3 separate regions of the Mus musculus genome follow, and all the other regions are linked to region 1. A link is a loop called in an ENCODE intact Hi-C map of the cell type or tissue named here. Cell type or tissue: heart. All regions are shown on one strand. Links, peaks and the distances in the headings refer to the core of each region. The heading gives the core; the rest is flanking DNA.

Evidence for each region. Peaks named below come from ENCODE experiments on the same cell type or tissue, not always from the same donor. Only the 100,000 strongest peaks of a DNase experiment are listed, where the experiment ranks them.
Region 2: a loop joins it to region 1, with 9 times the contacts of the local background. A loop is called at or near these places in 33 of 42 quality-filtered maps.
Region 3: a loop joins it to region 1, with 4 times the contacts of the local background. A loop is called at or near these places in 2 of 42 quality-filtered maps.

Annotation. Positions count from the first base shown.
Region 1 is chr2:173,559,701-173,564,877 of GRCm38, forward strand. No RefSeq gene overlaps it. Among named protein-coding and RNA genes, the nearest start is that of Ankrd60, 16 kb to the right of the region's middle. In heart, for the core only: a CTCF peak has its summit at 2,338 (motif pointing left); no DNase peak of the experiment used is centred there; H3K27me3 peaks cover 667 bases.
Region 2 is chr2:173,184,244-173,189,420 of GRCm38, forward strand. No RefSeq gene overlaps it. Among named protein-coding and RNA genes, the nearest start is that of Zbp1, 32 kb to the right of the region's middle. In heart, for the core only: no CTCF peak of the experiment used is centred there; a DNase peak (open chromatin) is centred at 2,288; H3K27me3 peaks cover 1,331 bases.
Region 3 is chr2:174,856,212-174,861,388 of GRCm38, forward strand. It overlaps Gm14616 (predicted gene 14616), which reads left to right. Exons shown (of 4, transcript NR_166457.1): 1 at 1-230; 2 at 4,634-4,684. Among named protein-coding and RNA genes, the nearest start is that of Gm14616, 2.9 kb to the left of the region's middle. RefSeq lists an enhancer at 338-4,369. In heart, for the core only: a CTCF peak has its summit at 2,382; a DNase peak (open chromatin) is centred at 2,490; H3K4me3 peaks cover 414 bases; H3K27ac peaks cover 1,729 bases.

The DNA of each region.
Region 1 (5,177 bases), core at 1,042-3,541:
GCACAAGTCCACTAGAGTCAGACACTGGATTCCCTCCACTGTCCTTGTCCCTCTGCCCTGTGTTCACATGACTCAAGCCAGCATGAGTGTTGGATGTTAACCACTACCTTCCACACCCATACACACATCTGAGAGTGCACACAGGAATACGCACAAGCTAAACAGAACTCTGGGTCCATTGACAGAAATCACGGGCCAACAGTTGCTCATCTAAAGTGCACAATCTAGAAGTTTCTAGACTGTTGTGCAACAATCACTTCCATTAGACACCCCAACATGTGCACCCTGCCCACGGGCTACTTGAACTCACTTCCTACCCTGCCTTTCCTGGCAGGCCTCCCCACTGGCCACCGGTATTAAGTTCCTGTTGCTGTGGGTTTTATTTGTAGCTCGTAACTGGGTTTGACCCATTCACTTAGGTTTAATTAAAAAAAAATTTTTTTTTTGCTTTCTGTGGGTAACTAATATTCCCCTGTATGAACACCTCAAATTGGGTGGCTAGATTTTCTGATCATGTAGGCAAAGGTGCTACAAACATGACCGTATGTGCCTTTCTGTGTGGAATTATAGCTCAAGTTCTCTCTGGTATGTACCATGGAGTGGGCTTGAAGGGTCTCACAGTATTTCTGTGTCCGACATCCGAAGATGTCCCAAGCTCTTTTCCAAAGAATCTCATGGCTCATTCCAGCAGAGCCTGGCCAGACTCCCCCACCTGCCTGCCAATACCTGCTGCCATCTGTCCTTTGACCTGAACCCTCCTTGATACCACACTTTGGTGCCTTGCATCGGCTCGTCTCTCCTCTGGCTCACATATATCCTCCCCAAGCCTACGGAGGATGGGAGTGAATCATGGTGACTTCCCATCTGGGTCAGGGTTCAGATCCATGTGCCCATGTAAGTGGTATGTGGGACACTCCTGTAAACCCTGCTCTGGAGCGATAGAGACAGGAGGAGCCCTTGCTGGCCAGCCAGTGTAGCTGAATCAGCAAGCTTAGGCTTCCTTCGCTTAGAGATTCTCTTAACAATGTTGTGTTACATTATGCGTATAGGGGGCAGGTGCGGGTGCACACAGATGGAGCTGGTCAGAGGACAAGTTGAGGAAGTCAATTTTCCCTATGCGTCGCGTGCGTCCCAGGGATCAAACTCAGGTCATCATGCTTGGCAGCAAGCTCCTTTATCTGCTGAGCCACCTCAGCAGCCCAAAGGCGAGAAAAAGATAACTCATGTCCAGCATGGCCACCACACACACCTGCACGTGCACACTCAAGCATGAGCACACACAGAGAAGGCTATATGAAGGGTGGAGCAGGGGTCTGGCGAGGGCCAGGATGATCTAAAGAAGCCATCTGGCTGGCTTTGTCCCTGGAAGAGATGGCTGTGAGGTAAGGAAGGTGGTGACGGAGCCCCAGTGGGCCCCAGCGCAGGAACACTGAGGTAAAACACGCCTCTCTCGTTGCTGGATGGCAAGCAGAGAATCAGATACCTCCTTGACCCCACCGCCACACAGGGCACTTGTCTAACCTGCTGGCAGCTGACGCTCTTGGCCTCCAGGTGGACCTTCTTTTCGGTTCTTTTCCAAGAAGGACTCTGCCTGCAGGTGGGAACACACTCTACGGGCCATCTCAGAACCCCAGCCAGAACTTCATGGTGCCGAGCTGGATGCTGTTCTGAAATCTTTGCATGTGGTTCTGCGCGTGCGTGTCTTAGATCACAGCCAGCCCTTCCGTGTACACGCATGGTTTGCACTCAGCTGAGGAGCAAGGCTTGGCCCTGGAGGTGCCTTCCCCTCTCTTGTTGCATTACAATGCCCGTTACAGTTGAAAGGTCTTAGGCACCCCTCTGTTTGGAGGTCAAAATGTGGATTTACAAGCCAGGCATGGTGGCGCACACCTTTCAACCCAGCAATTGGGAGGAAGAAGCAGGTAGATCTCTATGAGTTCAAAGCCAGCCTCGGCTACATATTGAATTCCAGGGCAGCCAGAGCAACATAATAGTGAGACCCTTACATTTTTTTTTCTCTTTTAAAGCTAGCTACCTCTTACCCTTAACCCTGAGACCATGATTCCTAAGCCCCTGGAAGGCCATTAAACTGGAAGACATGAGTCCAGAAGGAGTCAAGTACCCTGGGCTACATGAGACACTATCTTAAGAAAATACAAATTTACATGTTTTAAAAACTATTTTTCACCTACGCAAAGATGAAAACAGTAGGTAATAATGGGGTGGGGAAACCTGAGGCACAAGGTTCTAATGCAGGGAGAAAGGGGGATTTGGCTGGCCTCCAGTCTCTGGCTTGGAATCCATCTGTGGTCTCCAGGCGACACCTGGTGGTAGCTCCATCTCCAGCCTGCAGTCGCAGTTCCCAATAGCACTGCCTAGCAGAAGCTAGCTCTGAGCTGGTCTGGGAGGGGCTCCTTTCAGAATCCAGGAGTTGGGGGCTTTTAAAAGTTCTGGAAGCTTTGGGGTCTGGTCCCTGTCACTGCACCTGTCTTAGGCATCTCAGTGGAGTTGTCTGGGGAGTCTGGGCACATGTCTGCTCACCCTTCAGTCCACACTGCATGATGGTGCTCGGCCCCACAGGCATGTCTAAGGAAACCTGACTGACCTGCTGTGGCATAATGCTTATGCCCCCTACCTCAATGCTCTGAGTGCATTCACTGTATACGGCATTCAAAAATACCTTGGAAGGGCTCATTGTCAAAATTCCCCAGCTTTGAAGAGCTATGATGGGACAGGTCTTTTTCCTTTCTTCTTCTTTGTGTGTGTGTGTGCAAGAATGTGTGTGGGTGTGCGTGCATTGTATGAGTATATTGTGTGACTATTTTGTGTGTATGTGAGCATATGCATTTGTGTGTGCTCATGTGCATGTGTGGGTATGTGTCTGTGTGCATTGTGTGTATATTTGTGCTTGTGTGCACTCCTATGCATGTATAAGTGTACATGCATGTGTGCACATATGTGTGTGTGCATGTGTATTCATATGTGCAAGTGTGTCCTTCTGTGTGCAAACATGTGTAAGGTGTATATGTATGCATGTGTACACACAGACACACACACACACATCTGTGGAGGGCAAATGTCCACAGCAGTGCCTCTCCTCAGGCTCCATCCTCCTTGTTACTTGAAGCAGGAGCTCTCACTAGCCTACTACAAGTAGGCTGGAATGGCTGGCCCACAGACCCCCAGGGGTCCAGTCTCCAATAGGCTGGAATGGCTGGCCAACAGACCCCGAGGGATTCAGTCTCCACCAATCTGGCTTTTTGCTTGGTTTCTGGGAATCAAACTTGATCCCCAATACAGTGTGGATGGACCCAGGGCCTCAGCCTCTTTAACATCATTCTTTATGCCTAAATCTACATGGACAAACATACACAGGGTGTCTCTTGACAGTTATAACTTGGGGATCAAGTAAATATTTCCAACCCTTAGGGCCACATCCCGGGCAGTCCCTTGGCTTGTACTTACAGTATACAAGACAAGATCAAGTCTTTTTTTAAAAACAAACAAGCAAACAAAAAACCCACCAGGGTCTCATGTAGCCCAAGATGACCTAGAGCTCACCGTGTAACTGAGGATGTCCTTGAACTTCGAATTCCAGCTGACATCCACACCCAGTTTTTGGAAGGCTGGGAATTGAACCTAGGGCCTCACAGGTATTACACAGTCAACTAAGCTACATCCCAAGACCCTCAAATGATTTTTTAAATAAAAACACGTGTGTGCGTGTGTCCCTGAACGTGTATGTGCATGCATGTATGCCTTTGTGTGTGTTTACGTACTGTCTGCATACATCTACGGAATATGCATGCAGTGACCACAGAGTCCAGAAGAGGGGGTCTGGAGCTGAAGTTACAGGTAGGTTTGAGCTGGAAAATGAATCCTGGCCTTCTATAAGGACTGCTAACACCCTTAATCACATCCCTCCAACCCTGTATGGTCTTTCAAAAGCTGCAAACTATGCCCCCCAACATACCCCGTGCTGGGCACAAGGGATACTCAAGGCCTTATCATCCAGGCCTGCGGTTTCAACATATATAAACATCTTATGCTCTGGGACTTCCACAAAGCTGGGGAGCTGGGTCTAGACTGGGATTTGGACAGGAAATGGTGAGTTATAACCTTGCAAGGATATGGAATTCTCTAAACATCCCTGTGACATTTCCCAGGCACACACACACATGCACTCTGGAGCCCCAGATGTTATTGGTATTTTTTAATTTTTTCCGTTTTAAATTTAGAACATATAGCAACCAAACAAGTCAAGGATGATGCTGTGGGAACACAGGACGTGATTTCCTGGGGCAGATGGGACACTGGGCTTTCTTGTTCCGTGGCCAGATGTGTACTCCTAGAGTGATGGAGGACAGACCCCTTTCCGGATGTCGTGAGGGCTATACACGTGTCCCCCTGGCCAATGTACATGTCCCCTGTGCCCGCTCTGCAGAAAGTTCCAGGACTCAGGCAGAAATGCCACCCTCGAGCCCCCCAAATTGAGCTCCACTCTTGAATTTTCAAGTGACGCATATAGCAGCATCCCTGACATTTCCGCAGAACACAAACCCCGGTGTTTTGCCAAATGTTAATGGGTTTCTGTGCCCTCCACTGGCTGCCTCTGTATTCAATGCGCAGTGCAGGGGCAGGGCCTGAAGACTGGAATTTTCCTCTGCCTGAGAGCCTGTTGTTCCTCTGCAGCGGCTCTGGCCTGGGGGCGCTCTATGAGTTGCTGAGAAAGCCTTCCACCACTTAATGTCCAGACCAGCAAGTTTACGGGAAATTATTAATCTCCCACTTTGGGAATTATTAGTTCTGGATGGAGACTCTTATTGTATAAGGTTTGCTGAGAATTTATGAGCCTCTCTGGAATCCGGGAGGGGATCGATTCTCAGAGAGTAAACATTTTAAGCAAATTAAGTGTTGGTGGTATAATAATACGAATAATGCCTGCCATTTTTCAAGTGTCTGCTTCGAGCCAGGCATTCCATCTCTCTGGTGGCAACAGGGGCAGGTTTTACTACCCCGAACGCGCCACATGAGGCAGCTGAGACCCCAAGAGCTGCCCCTGGTTGGTCTAATGCCACATATCTAGGGGCAGAGGGAGTCTCTAAAGCATGTGTAGCCGACCACAGAACTGCCCTCCTTCCTGCTCACCAAGGAGTTGCTGTGGTAGGCAATTCCCC
Region 2 (5,177 bases), core at 895-3,394, 380 kb before region 1:
TGCCCACCTGTTAGCCAAGTCCGAATTTTGAATCATCTGTTTAAAAATAGATCAAGGGTGCCACCTGGTGGCCGAAATCTCAGCCATGGACGCTCCGGACCAGACCTCTGTCCAGGTGTGTCAGTGTCCCAGGAGGGCGCAAAAGACATTCACGCACACTTCCCAGTTAGCACAGGTGATCCTCAGATGACACTGAAAGCCAAGGGACCCTAAGAAACCCAGGGGCTGGAGTTTCATGCCCAGTACCAGCCTTTCTTCCCACACTCTCCGATTTCCTTCCAGACTTTTCTCCACACACCCAGATACTTTCTAATGTAAAAAGTGATTCGCAGCCCACAGAGTCAGGAAACTGCTGGGCTCCCACGCACTTCAAGATGGGGTTTCTCCCTCTCTGTCAGCCGAGATTTCTCCTGGTGGGCTGAGAGTGCTTTCGAGATGCCACCAGACAGGGCGTGACCAGGAGCCAGGTGAGCTTCCCGACATCTTCTCCCCTTGTTCTCCCTCCACTGAGGAAGACTGGATGACCACAGACCTCACCAAGAGGACAGGGAGTGGGACAGGGGACAGATATCACACTACCGGGCTGCTTCTGTCCACAAAGGTGGCAACTCAGGACAGTCACTGTCCTTAGCTTGCCCCAGGGGCTCCCTAACTCGTGGTCCTGCCTGCTGGAGGTAGGCACGTAGTAGCCAGGACAGAGCAGATCCACCCATGGGGCACCTCAGCCCCAGGGTGGCGTCTGCTGTGCTTCCAATGGGCTGTGCTTCTCAGTGGAGGCTCCCTGGCCACCTGTCCTGTTCTCCCACTCAGAGGACTTCAGAGCACAGAGACCACATCCCCGTTGTTGTCTGGGAGACTGGAGCAACTTCACAGTCACCTGTCTGCTCTTGTCACTTGTGGACGAGGCGATATGGGACAGGAAGTGATTGTCTCATTGGATGGACCTACCCATCCAATGAGACTAACTGTAAAGGAGCTGCTGATACGGGGACCACGGCATCTCAACTGCTTACAGCCACTTCCGAGGACCCCCGGGGTTCATTTATGCTTTCCATTTTCCAGATGGGGAAACTGAGGCCTGGGGAGGGGAACAACAAATTGAGTTGCACGTTTGCTGAGTGTCCAAGGACCTTGTCAGTCACTTCCCACTTGGGAAAGCTCTGGTTGAGGGGCGGGGCTCTCTCTGGCCATGTGACTCATGGCTGGACGTGGCTAGGTCTGGTGTGTGACATGTGGTGTGTGACATGTTGTACTGGAGTAGTTCAGGGTGTCACAGCTCAGAGCACAAACTGACTGGAGGACATCAAGCACTCACCAGGGCCTCCTGAGTCCTGCTGGAGGGACCGTCCCACTCACACCAGGTGTGAGACGGTAAAGAGGGACGGCAGAGGAGGAAGGAGGCTCCCTGCTAGTCCTAGGTAAAGTTTAGTGATATGAGTGGTGACAGCAGATCATTCGAAGGATGAATATGGCCAGTCACCTGGCTAGACATTTTCTCACCTGGTCCTAAAAACAACCCCCAGAGGGAGGAAGGTGATGGCCCCATTTAACAGATTTGAAGACTGAGGCACAGAGACTAGGAGATAGGAAGGCCTAACCTCTGAAGCTGAGGTGTCCCGATATCTGTCCTCCGTGTACCTGGAATATTACTCATGCATATTTTCGGATAGCTTGAAGGATTGTGGGCTGGATGTGTGCCCTGGGACCCCACAGGCAAATCACCACTCTCGGTTGGGGTCCAAACTTCATCTTTGTCCCTCCCCCGCATCCCGGAGGTATTTCCACAGTACAAGGGGCTTTCTCCTACCCACAGGGGTCATGAATCCTTGCTCTTTGCAGGCTGTGTTACCTCTGGCCAGTAGTTCAACATCCCTGTGCTCTTGAGATAGACAGCTCTTCACACATAGGCACGGAGGGTGCACTGGTGCCTGTAGGAGTCGGATGGTGTCAGCAACTGCGGGATAAGCTGTGGGCTCCAGGAGGGAGCAAGCAGGTCTTGGGTGGGTGGGAGCTCTTCACAGACAAAGCACGTTGCGGGGTTGTCCCTGATAAGGGTGCAGGTCCTTGAACGTTGAGCGTTGGCGTCGGTTGGAGAGAGCCTGTGTAAGGAGGAACCTAGCTTGAAGTGTGTTTACAGTTTAGGGGTTGTGATGTAAAACTCCAGAAACTTAGCCACGCGGGCACAGCCCCGGGAGTCCTCCGCCCGGCCCACCCGAGACCCTCAAGTTCCCTGGCCAAGCTGACTGTGTGGTGCTCTGGCCAGACAGTACGTGACCAGCAGAGGGCGCTCGGCCCAAGGCTGTGAATCTGCAAGAGCCAGGACACCAGCGAGGTGGCCACTTCCCTGCCCAGCGCCTGAAGCCATCAAGAGTGGCCAGAGGAGTGGCACTGGAAACCGATTGTGTAGCAGGATAATTAGGGTCCCTCGGTGCCCTTGGTGTGTTCAGGTGCGGGAGAGCAGCTGAGACATCTCAGCTTTGGGGCTGGGGCTGGGGGAAGGATATAGCAACCCTTCCTACCATACAGCCCCGCCTGTGTCTTGTTCCCCCCTGCCCTGTCCCTGCCCTGGCTCTGGAATGACCGAGTGTCTGTCCTCACTCGCCCTTGAGTGAACTCTGTGAGGAAGGCATTGCCCTCACCTTTGTCCCACTTTACCAAAAGACCAGAGCAGGTGGACAGGGTCCCACTCAAGTCCCATCTGACTGCACAGCCTGGGCTCCAGCATCAATCTAACCTCATTCTTTCTTTTTCATGGTATTAGGAAGGTTGACAGAGCAACAGACAGACAACCACAGATCACTTCCTGTCTGGCACTGTTGGTGATCTGGACTAGGGAACTCGGCAAGGTCTGCCCGGTGGCTGAGGGACACTCTGAGATGAAGGCTGGGGATGTCCTTCCGCGGGGCTGGCTTCCCAGAGGCCACGGCTGTGTTACCTTCGCTGTAGAAACACAGTTTTTTCAGGAGTGTTAACAGTTAAGGGCTCTGAGGCAGGGGGTTATCCTCGAATTTGTTTTAGGAGGGTCAGAGCTGTTAAGAAGGCTACTGAGGTGGCTGGTGTGTAAACCTTCTCTCCAGAACCTCCCTCCTGACTCCTAGGCCAGCCACACCCTCGGATTTAGCTGCTGGGGGCGGGGGCATTGAAGCTGGAGGTAGGAGTAGCCAGGCCTGTGACTCCTCCCTCTGACACTCCTGTCTAGGCCTGTGACTCCTCCCTCTGACACTCCTGTTCCCTGAACTTTCCTCTAGTGATAGTGTCCCAGGCCAAAGGACTGGGGGACAGCAAGCGGGCCACCAAGACACTCTGGGGAGGAAGGTGACCACGGAAGAGGGTTGGGGGTGGAAATTAGGTTTAGGGGCCATAACCTGAGGTTGAGGCCTGCCCCTGTCCCTTCAGCAACTGTCTAGACTCTGAGCCTCACTTTACCTCCCTGGGCATGGAGGCTGCACTGGGCTGTGGGCCACAAGTGGGTGTCCAGGGAGCCTCGTATCCCAGCCTCTCATGGGAGGAAAATTGTTTTCAGGGAGTGCAAGACACGGGTTCCCTCCCTCCTCTACTGGACATTGGAGCCCTCCACTCTCCTCAAGATGGTCTGGTGGTGGGATGGCCAGGGGGAGGGCTCAGGCCTGGGTAGGGGGATGGCCAAGGGGTAAGGTTCAGGACTGGGTGGGGGGAGGGCTCAGATCTGGGTAGAGGGTGGCCAAGGGGGAGAGGAAAATCTGACCCCACCTCTCAGCAGTTCACTGTTCTTTTTTCTTTGTATTTAAGATAGTTATTTTAATATACTATATTCTGATCTGTTTCCCCTCTCTTGTCTGCCCCCTGCAACACACTCACTCCATGCCTCTTTTTTCTCTATCTTAAGAAAACAGACAGGCAAATAAAAAAGACAAACAAAAAAACAAATAAAACAAAAGACCATGAGAAACGCACATCACGGACGCATACACACACACACACACACACACACACACACACACACACACACACGCACCCATGAATGCACACATACATGCACATACACACCCATACGTGCACATGAACGCGTGCACAGACAGATGCATGCACACACGTGTGAGCACACACATTCCAATAAAAACACAAAATTGGAAACCATAATATAGAAGCAAAACTCTAGTAAGGTTTTTTTTTTTGAGTCCAAATAAAACAACACAAGATAATAATAATAATAATAATAAAGATATTTTCCAAAAATACCTTCAAATTTGTGCTGGCCATCTACCCCTGGGCATGGGGCGTGCCCTTCAGTGTGGTTTGTATATCTAGTGAGACTCCCTTGGAGAAAGTCATTTTTCCCTTGTGACAGGATGTCAGTTGGAGATAGCTTCTTGGTTAGGGATGGCAGATGGTGTCCATTGCCCCTTCTCAGCACTGGAACCCCATCTGGTTTGCACCCGTGCAGGTCCTGTGTGCAATGCCATGGTCTTTGTGAGTTCACATGTGCATGAGCAGTCCTGTGGTGCCTGGAGACATGGATTCCTTGGTGTCCTCCCTCCCCTGTGGCTCTTATAGTCTTATAGTCTGCCTCCTCTTCCCCAGAATCCCCGAACCCTGAAGGGAGGGAAATGATGGGGACACTCCATTTAGGACTAAGTCTTCCAGAGCGTTCACTCTCTGCACTTCATCCCCAGTAGACTCTATTCCCATCTACTGCAAAAGGAAGTTTCTCTGATGATGGCTGATCTATGAATATAGCAGATTGTCATTAGGAGTCATTTTATCGCCATGTTCCTTTAGCGGAACAATAGTATTTCTTCTTCCCATAGGCCCATGGCCTCTCTAGTCCCAGATTTCTCGACCCCGAAAGCAGTGTCAGGCGTGGGTCTCATCTCATAGAGTGGTCCTTAAATCCACTCAGACAGCGGCTGGTTACTTCCACAACCTCTTTGCCACTATTGTGCCAACGGGCCATGTTGGCAGGTCAACACTGTAGATCAATGGTTTTGTACAGGGCTTAGTATTTACATCCTCCTCTGGTAGCGGGCAGGGTACCTTCCAGTAACCATGGACACTCGTCAGTAGTACTGAAGGCTTTGGTTAGACACCAGCTTGACTTCTCTGTGTTCGGTGAATTACAGCCATAGGACCTTGCCTTCATATTGTGGGAGGTGACCAATAGCTTTGGCAATAGCCTGGGTTGCTTGGGGGTTTCCTTG
Region 3 (5,177 bases), core at 895-3,394, 1.3 Mb after region 1:
GTCTGGGCTGGGATCTGGGTCCTAAGGAGGTTACAGCGTCTCCCTCCCATGCAAAGGAGCAATCCCAGAGGAGTAGCAACGTGTGATGAGGAGCACTCCTTCCTCCCTGGGAACCAGCACAGGGCAGCTGCACACACCATACCCACAGCCCCGTTAGGTTGCATGAAGCCTCAAGTCTGTGACAAGATCTTGGAAGACAGAGATCAGCCTTCATCATCTACCACCATCAGGTATGCTGAGCGCTGAGCAGACACGGGGCCCAGGGAGCAGTTGGACTGGTTGCCTCCAGAATCCTACAAAGGCAAGGCAGGGGCCTCACAGAGTGGAGCTGGGGAACAGTTAGCCCAGACTCCAAGACCTCTCTACTCAGGCCTGGGTCCCCTTAACTCTCAACCCCAGGGCTTCTTTTCCTTTCTGTCCACCTGGTTTGGTTTGGTTTGGTTTGGTTTTTTTTTTTTTTTTTTTAAATGTGTCTGTGTGAGGTTTGACCTTGCATGCATGTAGAGTCCAGTGTCTTCCTCAACGACTCTGTCTTTTTGTTTTGTTTGCTTTAGTTGTTGTTGTAGGGGTTTGGGGGTTGTTTGTTGTTGTATGTGTTTTCTGTGTGCGAGAGAAAAAGATTAAAAAAAAGAGAGAGAGAGAGAGAAAGAGAAAAGCAGGAAGGCAGACAAACACACAACCAGACAGCCTGACCGTGTAGCCCTAGCTGATCTGAAACTTGCAACATGGACCAAAGTAGCATCAAACTCACAACAGTCTGCTGATTTCTGCCCCTCGGGTACTGGGACTGACCCTAACCCTCACCCTAGGCTAGCTCATCAGTGAGCCTAGGCTAGCTCATCAGTGAGCCCCAGCAATCCTCCTGTCTCCACCACCCAGCACTGGAATTACAAGAATTTATCACTGTGTCTGGCTATTCCACCATCACTGGGAATCCAGTTTAATTCCCCTGCTCTTTGGAGTGCACACTACCAGCTGAGCTACCCCCCCCCTCCCACATACCCTAAGGGCATCTCATTAAAGCTAGCTCCTCAGAAACACTTCCCAGTACTCGGACCCTTCACAGTACTCCAGGAGTCACTTTCCGGTAAGTCAGGCAGGCTACGGTGACAGAGACATTTTTAATTGTCACCCTTAGCAGAGAGAGGTTAAGGGTCTTTGAGGCAACAGTGAACATCATCAGCCCATTTTACAGACTGGGGAGAGGTATGGTGACGTGCTCAGAAACACATCTGAAGAGAAACAGGCCCGGTTGAACTCTGACACAGAGGGCTGCTGGGTCCTGTCTGGAGTGTGCTCATCTTAGCAACCATGGGCTATCTACAGGACCAGAGGCAGCCCTGGAGTGGCCGACTCAGACCCTCAGAGGAAGAAAGTCTTTCCGTGCAGCTAACCAGTTCAGGCTGGATTTTCTTGGTTCTCTGAAGCAAATGGTTTGAGCAAACATTTAAAATCCACGGCCAGGGGACAACACCCCCCCCCCTTTGGCATTGATGTCAAGGGAATTTGTGGCAAACTCATGAAAGGCTTTTAGCCTGACAAACGTCACCTTTGTGGGGCACAAAAGATCAACATCTGAATTTCCATATATATATATATTTATTTAACATTTAATAACCCAACATCGTCAGCTCCTAGACGTTCTGATGGAGCCAGTTTCTTCTTTGTTCCTCTCCCGATGAGACTTGGCAGACTGACTCCAGATGCTGCCTCATCTGTTGCTGCCATGTCAAGGGTCACCTTCAAGATGCACAGGAGAAACCCCAGAACTCAGGAGGGCACCTCCGCAGTACCTCAGCCTGTTGCTCAAATGCAGAGTCAAAGACTACCAAGGTCACACTGGGCTTCTGTCAGGAGAGAGCCTCTCTGATGTGAACATTGTCTGTTGACTATCCTGCAGGAAGCCTTCCCAACAGCTGGCCTGTTGTACTGGTTTATTATCAGCCTGGAAGGAGAACAAAATGGCCTCGGTGGCTAGATGCTGTGGTGTGACACCTGCCCCCCAACCCCAACTTGGAGTTCTTCATCCATGAATCCCATGTAAGGGGGCTACAGCACTTCATTTGTAAAGCAGGGCTCATGGCTGGAGAGGCAGATAAAAAAAATCTGGGTTTTTTGTTTTTCTGGGGGCTTTTTCTGTCTCGGAAGGGTAAACAGAGCGCCCCCCTCTTCCCCCCATGTCTAAGCAGAGAGAGAACTGTGATCTCCACTCAGGCAAGGTAATAGGCCTCATCCGGTCTTTTATTTTTTTTCATCACTGTGAAAAACAAGCCCAGAACATTGAAAAAAAAAAAAAGGGCAGTTTGTTGCGCAGTAAAAAATAAAGAATCTAGCCTTTTCCATTAAAGTGTCTGCAGCAGGCAGCTTGTGAAAGCGCTCTAGTGCCATCTAGAGATGCTGCGCTGAAAGGATTCGAATGTTCCAGAACCTTCCAGTCCCGGTTTCCAAGGCAATCGCTCCCAGCCTGCAGTTTTCTCATCTCCTGGTTTCCAGCGCTTGGCATCTGCTCCCCTCTGAATTCCCGAGAGACCCAGCTGACCCCCATCGAGTGGGAAAGCTTTGCAGGGCCAGGAGCTGGCGCCTGAGCTGAGCTATAGTTTTTCCTCCCACCGCCCTGGGGCCTCCCTTGGGGGTGGGGGCCCCCTGCACCCCTGGCCTGGCTTCTTTGAGCTCTCCAAATGTCACTTAGCAACAATTAGGTAATTAGGGAGGTAGGTTTCCTGAAAATTAGTCCAGGATTTGAGGGTAAGGGGGCCAGGGGGAGATGCATTGTTTACCAAAGCTGTCTCTCCTCACCTCTGTTTTCCTTCCAGCTAATCAACCACCCTGAACCCTTTCTGCAGCCTCTGCCTGGGAACTTTCAAAGGCTCACAAGAGCTCTCACCCCCAGACCTGCCTTGCTGAGCCTTACTCAAAGGGCTCGGGTTTCAGCAGCCCCTATGTGCGTTCTGCCTCTGACACATGTTTCCATTTAATATGGGAGGAAGGGACCCTGGCTGGAGGGGCGAGGGGGAGGCGGGGTGGGGGGAGACTTCACCCTCCATCACCCGCAGCCCTGAGGCAGCCAGGGAGCCCACTCCTGAAACCAGTCCTCCCTTAAGAAAAGCACCCACTCTCACCTCCTATAGGGAGACAGTGTTTCTGGGTGCTTCTCTGGGCATGTGTTCCACAGTTAAGTAACACAGAAAGAACTGTTTATTAATTCAGAGTTATTAATGTTTTGTTCTGGACTACAGCATTTACATGGCAGTAGGTACCTCTGGGAAACATGGAGCAGAAGCTAAAGATACTTCTGAGGGTCGCCACAAGCCTGACTTCTGCTCACTATGGGTCCAAGATGCCCTGAACACCCCGCTGTATTCACAGAGCCCCACTAAAAACCCTTGAACAGCCAGTGGTGTTGGGCATGGACCAAAAAAACCAGACCCAGAGACTGGGAGTGTATACCAACGAATTCTCGCAAATAGACACAGGTATTGGTCTCTTCGTGGCACAGTTTGGAGAACTAGAGATGGAAGGGCTTGAACCATCACAAATTTGTTATTTTACTGCCAACGCCATCCCCTTTGCAGAGGTCGCAGTTCCTAGGAGCCAACTGTCTACAAGAGAGCGCCCCCTGGAGGCCTCAGGAAAAAATGTTTGCCTTTGCTTTTTTTTTTTCCCCAGCCTTTCCTAGCTTGCACCCTAGGCCCAGGGCACCACCCTCCATTTTCAAAGGCACTGGTGGGTGCAGCCTGTATAAATCAGAGTCCTGCAATTGCTGCCGCTCTAATAATAAGTCTTAGACCTTGTCACACCTGTCAAGGCCTTGTCATAGAGTTCACAGCTTTAAGATTTGGGCTTGGACTCCACCCACCCCGAGTCCATCCTGACTTTTCCAACGCATGATTAATTCCTTATTCTCAGAGTTTATGATTTGTAGAATAAAGCCTTTTTAAATAAAGGCTACACATAAATGTTAGTATTGTTTTGAAAAGTCCTATCAATGGATCACCAGAAAGGAAGGATGGGGACGGGCAGGGGGATAGGAATGGGGGGGGGCGGTATGTGCACAACAGAGCCTTTGGAGATCAGAAGTCAATATCTCAGGTGTCTTTCTTCATTGTTCACCTTATTTTTTAGACATTCTCTCACTGATCCTGGAGCTCAGCTTGGCTGGCTGGCCATCAAGCCCCAGGGGCGCTCCTATGCCCACCTCCTCACTGGGATCCCAGGTGCACATCACTGTAGCTACCTTTTCTTATGTGAGTGCAGGATCTTCATGCTCATGTGGCAGAAACTTTATTGACTGAGCCATGACCTATCTCCCCAGACCTAAAGCAAGTGCTTAAGTTGAGTATTCAAACCCACCTTAGAACAGGACGTGGCTATTGTACAGGTACAGAGGAGCCTCATGACCACCTTAGAAGGGGAGATGAGGATAATAAAGGGTGAAGGCTCCAGTTGTGGAGACTCTAGTGTTGAGGCAGGAAGGGTGGAAATCATGCTAACCTTTAGAGGTGTTTATCGTGACTTTTGAAGTCCCCAGCAGTAGTACACAAGTGGCCCTTCTGGATAGGGTTGTTGTGGCCACCCTATAGGCTCAGACGCTGAATGGCAATGACTGGAGATTCTGTCTTCTCTTTTCATCCAGGTACTGGGGGTGGGGACGGGGCTCAAGCTGACACCCTGAGATGACTACCAGGTGAGTACACAGAATGCCTTCACAAGCCTGTGGCCTATGTGTTTGAACTCTTGGTTTCCAGCTGGTGGTGCTCTTTGGAGAGGCTGTGGAACCTTTCCAGTCAGGAAGCATGGCTGACTGGAAGAGGCATGTCGTAGGGCTGGGGATACAGCCTTACTTCTGTCCCAGGCTCTCTGTTACCTGTTCGGTGTTCTGTAAGAAGCTGCCAAGCTGCCACTGTCTGTCACCAGGACTGACTATGCCATGCTGAGTGCCAGAGTGTAGCACAGGAAGTCGTCGGGGCCTTCTCTGAGAGCCACTGGGGTGAGTGAGCCTGGTTATGCACTCCAGGAAAGGGCAGGCCCCAGCAGTCAGTGAGCGAGGGCACTGGGTCACATTGTGAAGAGCCCTGTATGCCTGGGAAGAAGCCTACATAGTTAGTCTTGCTGAGCTGTGACCTGGGTTTATCACTAGATCAAATGAAACAGTGAACTAAGGAAGTTCACTCACAGAT